Linked DNA regions of Homo sapiens: region 1 is linked to region 2. A link is an interaction called in ENCODE POLR2A ChIA-PET data of the cell type or tissue named here. Cell type or tissue: MCF 10A. All regions are shown on one strand.

What was found. ChIA-PET counts read pairs that join two places held together with the same protein. Peaks named below come from ENCODE experiments on the same cell type or tissue, not always from the same donor. Only the 100,000 strongest peaks of a DNase experiment are listed, where the experiment ranks them.
Region 1: POLR2A ChIA-PET joins it to region 2 with 6 read pairs; 2 of 35 experiments call an interaction of 5 or more read pairs at or near these places.

What each region holds. Positions count from the first base shown.
Region 1 is chr19:6,229,949-6,234,948 of GRCh38, forward strand. MLLT1 (MLLT1 super elongation complex subunit) reads right to left here. Exons shown (of 12, transcript NM_005934.4): 4 at 622-765. Among named protein-coding and RNA genes, the nearest start is that of MLLT1, 48 kb to the right of the region's middle. RefSeq lists a silencer at 3,050-3,344. In MCF 10A, no CTCF peak of the experiment used is centred here; DNase peaks (open chromatin) are centred at 2,823, 3,723, 4,063 and 4,443.
Region 2 is chr19:5,706,048-5,711,047 of GRCh38, forward strand. LONP1 (lon peptidase 1, mitochondrial) reads right to left here. Exons shown (of 18, transcript NM_004793.4): 5 at 2,295-2,356; 6 at 1,650-1,779; 7 at 1,013-1,096. Among named protein-coding and RNA genes, the nearest start is that of LONP1, 12 kb to the right of the region's middle. In MCF 10A, no CTCF peak of the experiment used is centred here; no DNase peak of the experiment used is centred here.

The sequences.
Region 1 (5,000 bases), 520 kb after region 2:
CTGAAGGTGGCATTGCTGTTCTGTGACCAGGCCTCAGCCTGCACGTCCCTCCCTCCACGCCCCCCTCCTCCATAACCACCACCAGCCCTGCGCCCACCCTGTTGCCAAGAGCCCTCGTGGGGAACTCTGAGCCCCCACAGGGTCCGGAGGGCTCGACTCCAGCCACCGCATGGGGGTCCCGGCCACACGACTCCTGGAGAGCCCTGGTCCCAGAGCTGGCACTGTCGTCTGGCCTCCCGAAGTCAGAGGTGATGGCGATGCGCACGGCAGGGGCCCTGTGCGGAGGCCCTGCCCAGCTAGTTACAAGCCAGCTCCAGGCCCAGCCACGCGGTCAGACCAGCCTCGCGCCCATCCCTTCCCAGCACTTCCTGCAGGAAGGTGCTAATTACCCATGGCCACCCAGAAGCACAGGGTGACCAGCAACGAGTCACCTGCAGCCACCACGCCCCGGCACAGGTTGTGGAGCTCCCAGGTCCCCTCCAGCTCTGCTGGGTGCTGCCGTGTGACCTGCGCCTTGGGTCTCGGCCCCCAGCACCGACACCTCTGGCTGGGCACAGACGGCCGCAGCAAAGTAGCCTCGGTGGAGCGGCCCCTTGGCGGGCAGGGGCGGGGCACACTCACCCCGCCGGCCCGCAGGAGCTTGTACCGGAACTCCGTGGTGGGGTTGTTGAAGGTGAGCTTCTCGCAGCGCAGGTGGTTCACGGGCGGGTTGCCTTCCAGGTTCAGGAACAGGTCGTAGGTGAAGCAGACCTTCCTCGGCTCCTCCTGAAACAGAGAAAACAAGAAAGTCTGCATCAGAGGGTGGCCGTGGTGCAGGGACACAGCTCCCCATTGGCCCTGGTCCTCCCCTCTCCCTCACTGGGCCTCTGTTCCCCTCCCTCCGATTTGCGCCCACTTCTCTCTCAGGGCACCTCCTGCCCTGCCCTTATTCAAAATCGACCAGCTTACTATGTGCAGCTAACTGGGTCTTGCAGGCCCCATGGCAGAAAGAAAGCTCATTCATAGCCATGCTCTCGGACTGTTATGGGAAACATGTACCCCCTTCAACCCTCACAGCGCCACTGACAGACAGGGAAACCGACGCACAGACACCAACTAACACGTGGCAGCACTGAGACCTGCCCCAGGCCTCTGAGGCCCACAATCTCACCACCTCTATTCCCCACTTCCTTTGCAGCCAGGGCCAAGCCCGACAGACGCAGGACACAGGACACAGACTCAAACGACAGCACAGCACCCAGAGGGGGCAAAAGTACAAGGTCACGACCCAGTTTCCAGGAGGCTCTGTCCACTTTGGGTGCCGCCCCGCACCCTCGCCACCCCAGAAGACAGGGACGCTCGCCTGGCATGGGGCAGGCGCTGATGGATTTTCCGCACGAAGGTGTGAGGAGTTGACAGGGTGGCCTGGAAAAGGGCTGTGAGTGAGGGGCTGTGATGAATACAGAAAGGCCAGGAGGGCTCAGGGCAGGCAGGCTTGCAGGAAGGAGCTGTCTGCACGGGCTCCTGTGGAGGCCTAGCCACATGTGCAGGGGCTGTGTTTCTGTGAACCTTGAAATTTCGAAGCAAGACATTTTTTTTTTTGAGATGGAGTCTTGCTCTGTTGCCCAGGCTGGAGTGCAGTGGCGCGATCTCGGCTCACTGCAAGCTCCACCTCCCTGGTTCATGCCTGGAGCCTCCCAAGCAGCTGGGACTACAGGCGCCCGCCACCACGTCTGGCTAATTTTTTGTATTTTCAGTAAAGACGGGGTTTCACCATGTTAACCAGGATGGTCTCCATCTCCTGACCTCGTGACCCACCCGCCTCAGCCTCCCAAAGTGCTGGGATTACAGGTGTGAGCCACCGCGCCCAGCTGAAGCAAGACAATTTCATCTGCTTTTCCTTAAGAACCCTGCCCCATCCCAAATGATGTAAGCCACAGGTCCCAGGGGAGTGTGGGAAAACCGCACTATGACAAGCACGAATGTCACACGGAAGAAGGGAGGTTTTCATGGAAACAACGTGCATGGGCCGGGCGCGGTGGCTCACGCCTGTAACCCAGAACTCTGGGAGGTTGAGGCAGACAGATCACTTGAGGTCAGGAGTTTGAGACCAGCCTGGGCTACGTGGCGAAACCCTGTCTCCACTAAAAATACAAAAATTAGCCGAGCATGGTGGTAGGAGCCTGTAATCCCAGCTACTCGGGAGACTGAGGCAGGAGAATCACTTGAATCCGGTAGGCGGAGGTTGCAGTGAGCTAAGATTGCACCACTGCACTCCAGCCTGGGCGACAGAGAAAGACTCTGTCTGAAAAACAAACAAACAAACAAACAAGCAAACAAACATGCAGGCTCATGTCCTAACATTATGGGCAGCTGGTGCTTGACAAGGGTGACGACACCACTCAATGGGGACTGAGGAGTCTCTTCAACCAATGGTGCTGGGACAACTGGATACCCACCCGGGGGAGAATGGTGGTGGCCCTACTCCACCCACACACAGAAAACAACTCAAAATGGATCAGAGACCTGGACGTAAGCACTAACGCCACATAGCTCTCAGAAGAAAATACAGGTATCAATCACGACACTGCATTAGGCAATTGTTTCTTATAATACAACACCAAAAGCACAGGCAACTAAGGAAAATTAGATCACGTGAACTTCGGAAACATTTCAAAATTTTGGCCCAGGCATCGTGGTTTATGCCTGCAATCCCAGCACTTTGGGAGGCTGAGGCAAATGCAGAGACATGGATGAGTTGGTACCTTGGCGGGTGGGAAGTGCAGGAGTGGCTCTAACAGACACAGGGTTTCTTTTGGGGGTGATGAAAATATGCTGGAATTTAAAACTTGTGATGATTGCACAACACTGTGAATGTACTAAAACCACCACATCTGTACACTTTAAAAGGCTGAATTTTATGGTAGGTGAATCACAACGCACTTTGTTAAAATGCAGTCCACCGGGATAAAAATAACTAAGAGGATGGGCGTCCCGTGAAGGCTTCTGAGTTGGGGAACACTGCTGAGAAGCTCGAGACATCACACCGGCTCAGTCAGCAGTGGGGACGCAAGGCAGAGCTCTGGGCCCGGCGTCCTCTGCACCCTCTTTATTCTCAGCCCTTTCCCCAGCAGCCTAAGCTCGCAGGTGTACGGCCACACCCTCAGTCCTGGTGAGAGGGGACAGACCAAGGGGCTCGAGGTGCTGCAGAGTGCCGTCTCTCCCCAGCCTGCCTGCAGTGCCGGACGGCTCACACGGGTGGCACCAGGCTCCGCAAGCTCCGGGGACAGGCGCCTCCTGGGAGTCGGGGCCCAGCTAGTAACACAGTTGGCAGCGGCAGCTCCTGCGGCCGCCCAGGAGTCCCAAGTGCACCTGCATGGGAAGGAGCCTCCAGAACCACGAGTCCGGTCAGAGCAGACAAGTGAACATGAACAGGTTCCCGATCCAAGGCCAGCGGGTGTGGCCGACAGTGACCTTGTGTGGGGAAAGCCCTGATCTCAGAAAAGTGGGTCTCTGCCCCAGCCCCAGGCGGGGAGGTGTGACCTGTCTGGGCCAGGCTAGGGCTCCCTCCCCTTGTCCGAGGGGACATGTGACAGGCTTGGGTAAGGACATGGAAGGGAGGGCGGCCTAGGGAGGGCTTTCCTTCCCAAGTCATAAACAAAACTGCAGGGACAAAGTTTCTCACCACCTCTCTTTGTCCTGCCAAAACGCGAGAGGTGGTGCCTGTGGGGGCGGCTTCCACCACAGGACTATGTGGAGGGATGCCAGGCCCTGGCGCCTCTTGCCTTCTTGTCCTGTAAGAAGACCAGCCCCTACAGGAAGCCCCTGCTACACAGCTGGTCCGAGCAACTGAATGTATCCCTAACCGACACGCCCCCCGCCAAGTCCACACTTCCCCTACGCAGCTTTCCTTGAGGACTCAAATGTGGCCACGTGCCCCTCCTCTGTGGCCCCTGCCTTTAAGGAGACACTTGTCCCAGTGGGTCCCTGCCAAACTGGGAACCTGGGGCTGTGAGGACTCCTCTCCTGTCTTCCCCCGAGGTACGCAGCTGGCCTAGTTCCAAGTGAGCCAACTGAGTGAGATGCTAGGGCAGACTGGAGGGGGGATGGTCCAGCAGCAGGGGTGGGAGGGGCTGGGAAGGCTCCCTGGAGGCTGTGGTGGGGCTGAAGGATGGCCAGGAGCTGGTTGGCTCAAGAAGGGTAAGAGGTGGACGGGTGCCCAGGCTGGACCGCCAGGAGCACGCGTGGCCTCACACAGGAAACAGTGGCATGGACTGCGGTGTCCTCGCGGGACCCCCGGGCTCCAGCACAGCTGTGGTGGAGACAGGTGGTGACGCCGACCCTGGGGAGAAGGGCCTTGGCCGCCCCTGCGGAGGGGGAGCCCTGTCCGGAGGTGGAGGAGGGTTTTCAGCTCAGGAACAACGGTCACATCCATGTCTCAGGAAGCCACACCCTCCGGCCTATGGCGCAAAGGCACTTCTGGGCACAGGGCTGGCTGGAACCTGGCAGATAAAGGGGAACGAGGTGGGGGAGGAGAGCTCTTGTCCTGCCTTTCCTACAGAAGTGACACCACTAGGTGAACCCGGAGAAGGCAAGCAGCTAACCTGCACAGACTGTCCTAGCTGACCCAAGAAGGACCACGAGAGCATCCTAGCACCTCACCATCCACTTGGCCGACAGCAGAGACGTGGGCAGCCACACAGAGAGACCAAGCCTCCAGATTCAGGCCCCCAAGACACGGACACACGAGTCAGAGGGCGATCCTGAGTGCCACTGCATGTCCACAAGCAGCAAAAACCAGATGGTACCAAGCTCTGTGGGACACATGGTCCTGACTCTTCACCAAATACATAGCAAAGCAAAAAAAGAGTGCTTGAATGAAAAGGGGGCGGGAGAATCTAGAAAGGAATTTAAGAGACAAACCAAAGAATCACAGCGTGTGGATCTCATCAATGTCCTGATTCAAACAAACAAACAAAAAAAAAAAACAAGACTTTAAACACTGGCATATTGAGAGACTA
Region 2 (5,000 bases):
TGCGTCCCCAGACGAAGGGGGACCCTCTGCTCCCCCAGGACTCAGAGAGAAAAGAAACGAAACCCAGAGCACGAAGCCTTTGGTTCCTTCCATCTTCTTTTGTTTTTGAGACAGGGTCTACCTGTGTTACCCAGGCTGGAGTGCAAAGGCACCATCATAGCTCACCGTAGCCTCCACCTCCTGGGCTCAAGCGATCCTCCTGCCTTAGCCTCCTGAGTAACTGGGACCACAGGCACCTGCCACACCTGGCTCTAATTTTAAAATTTTTTGTAGAGATGGGGCCAGGCGCGGTGGCTCACGCCTGTAATCCTAGCACTTTGGGAGGCTGAAGCGGGCGGATCACTTGAGGCCAGGAGTTCAAGACCAGCCTGGCCAACATGGTGAAACCCTGTCTCTACTAAAATACAAAAATTAGCCGGTGTGGTATTGCACGCCTGTAATCCCAGCTACTCGGGAGGCTGAGGTGGGAGGATCACTTGAGCCCTGGAGGTGGAGGCTGTAGTGAGCTGAGATTGCGCCATTGCACTCCAGCCTAGGTGGCCGACTGAGACCCTGTCTTAAAGTAAAAAATTCTGAAAAATGCTACGACCGTGAGGTGACCGGCCATCAGGCAGGCTGTGATCTGCCGAAAATCATGACAGCGAGCCTCAATGGCTGGGTCTTAAGAAACAGCATCTTCACTTTTCCCAGGCTGCTTTCCAATTTCCAACACTGTCCCCAAGATTACAAAGGCAAAGGAATTCTTCCCTTAATGTTGGACGGTCCTGAGACTGCTCCACCCTGGGCTCATTACACTGGGACCAGCTTTAAGCTTCCCTGTTCAACGCGGAGAGTTCCACAGCCCAGGACGACAGAGCAGATGATGGCACGAAGCCCTCAAAACCCAGACAGGCCTTCTTGGCTTGCCCTGGCCGATGCCACCGGTCCCTCCGTGTGCTCCAGAGCCTGACTGATGTCACGTGGCCCGAGGGGAAGGCCCCCAAGAGTGGCTGCGCCTCAGCCGCGGGCTCACCTCCCGCCCCAGGCGCTGCTGCAGCTTGCTCAGTTCAAATTCCTTCTTCAGCAGGGAGAGGGCCTTGTACAGCCGCTTAGGAATCTGCCGAGACAGGGAGGACAGAAAGGATGAGCAGAAGTCGGCATCTGTGTGTGTAGGGCCGAGGTTGGGGGAAAATGCGCACCCTGAGAGATGCTGCCGGGAGGACCTGGCCATGCTGTACCCAGCACAGAGGCATGTGTGCCCTCTGCCCCAACAAATCCCGTGCTGGAAACGCATCCTACGGATACTTCACAGGCCCTCCAGCTGCGTGCATGGGGACGCGCTCAGGAGTGCTGCTCACAACAGCAAAAGACTGGCAACGCCCCGGGTACACGGCCCAGAGGATCCCACTGAACCCGCAACGGTGACTCCCAACCGAAGGCTATGAAGCCACCGAAAGGCGGATGGATGTGGACCAAGACACGCAGCGGGAAATCATCTCAAAAACAGAGCCAGGGACACACAGCTGGGTGTGGATGGTGCACGGTGGAGGGACAAGGGCAGCCAGGCATGGGGGAGCTGAGGAGGAACGGGGGCAGCCGGGCGTGGGCGGAGCATAGTGGAGGTGGGGTGCAGCCAGGCGTGGGGGGCTGTGGAGGTGACGAGCACTCACATTGGTCTCTTCCAGGACGTCCTGCAGCTCATGGGACTCGGCCCCGGTGAGCGCGGCGCCCATGTCGCTCAGGTAGATGGGGTTGTCCACCACCCGCTGGCCAGCCTGCATCATCTGCAGCACTGACTCCCTGGGGGACAAAGGGAGCTGCCTCGGTGGCCAGGGCCTCACGCTCTGCTGCAGTGCAGCCCCCAAACGGGGACCCGGTCCTCAGGGTCCCTGTCCCCTGTAGCTATGGGCACGGTCTAGGGGTGCTCGCTGGGAGCCAGCTCTGCTGCTTGTTCTCCAGAGTTCAGGGCCCACCCGTCCTGGGCTGGAAAGGCATGCAGCATCCTCACGTGCAGCCACCACGGGAGCCGTGCAGTGACCTCACCTCAGCAGTCTGCTCCCCACTCCCCCAGCCAATGCCACCAACAGCTTCCGGCCTCAGCAGAAGGGGACAAAGAAACTGGGCCTGCTGAGTCGGCCCCGGGCCTCCCACCTGCCCCATGCCCCAGTGGGCAACGGGCTCCTCCACACAGGCCACTCCTTGGGGCAGGCAAGGTTTCCTCCCAGGAGGACGCTGAGGAAGCCCCCTACCCACCCAGCTGCAGAAAGAGCTGCAGAGATGCCCCCGCCTGGCCAGCTGCCCGCACAGAGGCCCACCTGTAGAGAGGGTTCAAGGCAATGATGTCCCGGATGGTCTTCACGATCTCTGCAGTCAGGGCCTGCCAAGTATGGGGCAGGGTCGCTGGGGCCCAGCAGTGCTCCAGCAGGGGGTGGGCTGGGTGGGAGCATGGCCCTGGGAGCCCCACCCACCAGCTCCATCAACTCCCTCCCCTCCGCCAACTGGCCCTGGCCACGGACGGCCTGGGAGATGGAGGAGTGCAGTCCCTGGTGGACTCACCAGTCCCAGGGACACAGGACCAAGAGAGTCAAAACTAAAACCAAACCCTGTCTCCTTACCCCTCAGAGCCTTGTCCTTAGGATAAGCTATCTCAGGGGAAAAAAAGAGACTGTGTTTTCTTTCCTCCATTTTTTAAGAGACCAAGTCTTGGCCGGGCGTGGTGGCTCACGCCTGTAATCCAAGCACTTTGGGAGGCCGAGGCGGGTGGATCATGAGGTCAGGAGATCGAGACCCTCCTGGCTAACACAGTGAAACCCCGTCTCTACCAAAAAATACAAAAATTAGGCGGGCGTGATGGCGGGCGCCTGTAGTCCCAGCTACTCGGGAGGCTGAGGCAGGAGAATGGCGTGAACCCAGGAGATGGAGCTTGCAGTGAGCCGAGATCGCGCCACTGCACTCCAACCTGGGCGAAAGAGCGAGACTCTGTCTCAAAAAAAAAAAAAAAAAAAAAAGACCAAGTCTTGCTCTGTCACCCAGGCTGGCGTGCAGGGCTGCAATCATGACTCACTGCAGCCTTGAATTCTTGGGCTCAAGCGATCCTCCCCGCTCATTTTCCGGAGTAGCTGGGACCACGGGCATAAGCAACTGCACCTGCCTACAACCAAATTTTAATCACCTGGTCTTGGCCGGGCGCGGTGGCTCACACCTGTAACACCAACACTTTGGGAGGCAGAGTTAGGTGGGTCACTTGAGGCCAGGAGCTCAAGACCAGCCTGGCCAACACGGTGAAACCCCATCTCCACTAAAAATACCAAAAAAAAAAAAAAAATTAGCCAGGTACTTTGGTGGGTGACTGTAATCCCAGCTACTAAGGAGGCCGAGGCAGGAGAATCACTTGAACCCAGGAGGCGGAGGTTGCCATGAGCCAAGATTGCGCCAGTGCACTCCAGTCTGAGTGACAGGGTGAGACTCTGTCTCCAAAGAAACCGTAATCACCTGGTCTCTAGTCTTTGGCTTTGACGCTGAACTGTCTGAGCTGACCCTGGTAGAAGGCACCAGAACAGGCCCACTGGAGGTCCGGGGCACTTGCTTTAAGAATAAGTTCAGCTGGGCACAGTGGCTCACGCCTGTAACCCCAGCACTTTGGGATGCTAAGGCGGGCGGATCACGAGGTCAGGAGATCCAGACCATCCTGGCTAACACGGTGAAACCCCGTCTCTACTAAAAAATACACAAAAAATTAGCCGGGTGTGGTGGCGGGCACCTGTAGTCCCAGCTACTGGGGAGGCTGAGGCAGGAGAATGGTGTGAACCCGGGAGGTGGAGCTTGCGGTGAGCCGAGATCACGCCACTGCACTCCAGCCTGGGCGACAGAGGCTCCATCTCAAAAAAAAAAAAAAAAAAAAAAAAAAAGAACAAGTTCGCTGCCCCTAAGGGGTCTTGCCAGTTCTAATCACATTTGTAAGTTTGGTCGCTGTCTTCCCCCTGTTGCAAGATTCTCACAGGGAATGCCCCAATGCTGAGCTGCCCAGGACAGTGTAGCCGCTGGTGGCTGTCTGAATTTTTTTTTTTTTTTTTTGAGACAGAGTTTTGCTCTTGTTGCCCAGGCTGGAATGCAATAGTGCAATCTCGGCTCACCGCAACCTCTGCCTCCCAGGTTCAAGCAATTCTCCCGCCTCAGTAATCCCGAGTAGCTGGGATTACAGGCATAAGCCACCACACCTGGCTAATTTTTTTTTGTATTTTTAGTAGACACGGGGTTTCTCCATGTTGGTCAGGCTGGTCTCAAACTCCTGACCTCAGGTGATCCGCCCACCTCGGCCTCCCAAAGTGCTGGGATTACAGGCGTGAGCCCACCGTGCCCGGCCTGAATTTTTTTATTTTAATTTTTAGATACAGGGTCTCACTCTGTTGCCCAGGCTGGAGTGCAGTGATGCGATCACAGCTCACTGCAGCCTCAATCTCCTGGGCTCAAGCGATCCTCCCACAGGTTAGACCACTGGTGTGTGCGACCATGCCCAGGGATTTTATTTTTTTTGTGGAGACAGGGGTCTCAATATTGCCCAGGCTGGTTTTGAACTCCAGGGCTCAAGTGATCCTCCTTCCTTGGCCTCCAAAAGTGTTGGGATGACAGGCATGAGACACTGTACCCAGCCAATAAAATGTTCCATTCTGTTCCTTGGCCACAGCAGCTCTACTTCAAGTGCTCAATACTCACAGGTGGCCGGGCACAGTGGCTCACGACTATAATCCCAGCATTTTGGGAGGCTGAGGTGGGCGGATCACCCGAGGTCAGGAGTTTGAGACTAGCCCGGCCAACATGGTAAAACCTCGTCTCTACTAAAAATACAAAAATTAGCCGTGTGTGGTGGCACGTGCCTGCAATCCCAGTTACTTGGGAGGCTGAGGCATGAGAATCACTTGAACCTGGGAGGTGGAAATTGCAGTGAGCTGAGATCGTTCCATTGCACTCCAGCCTGGGTTGACAGAGCCAGACTCTGTCTCAAAAAAAGAAAGAAAAAAAAA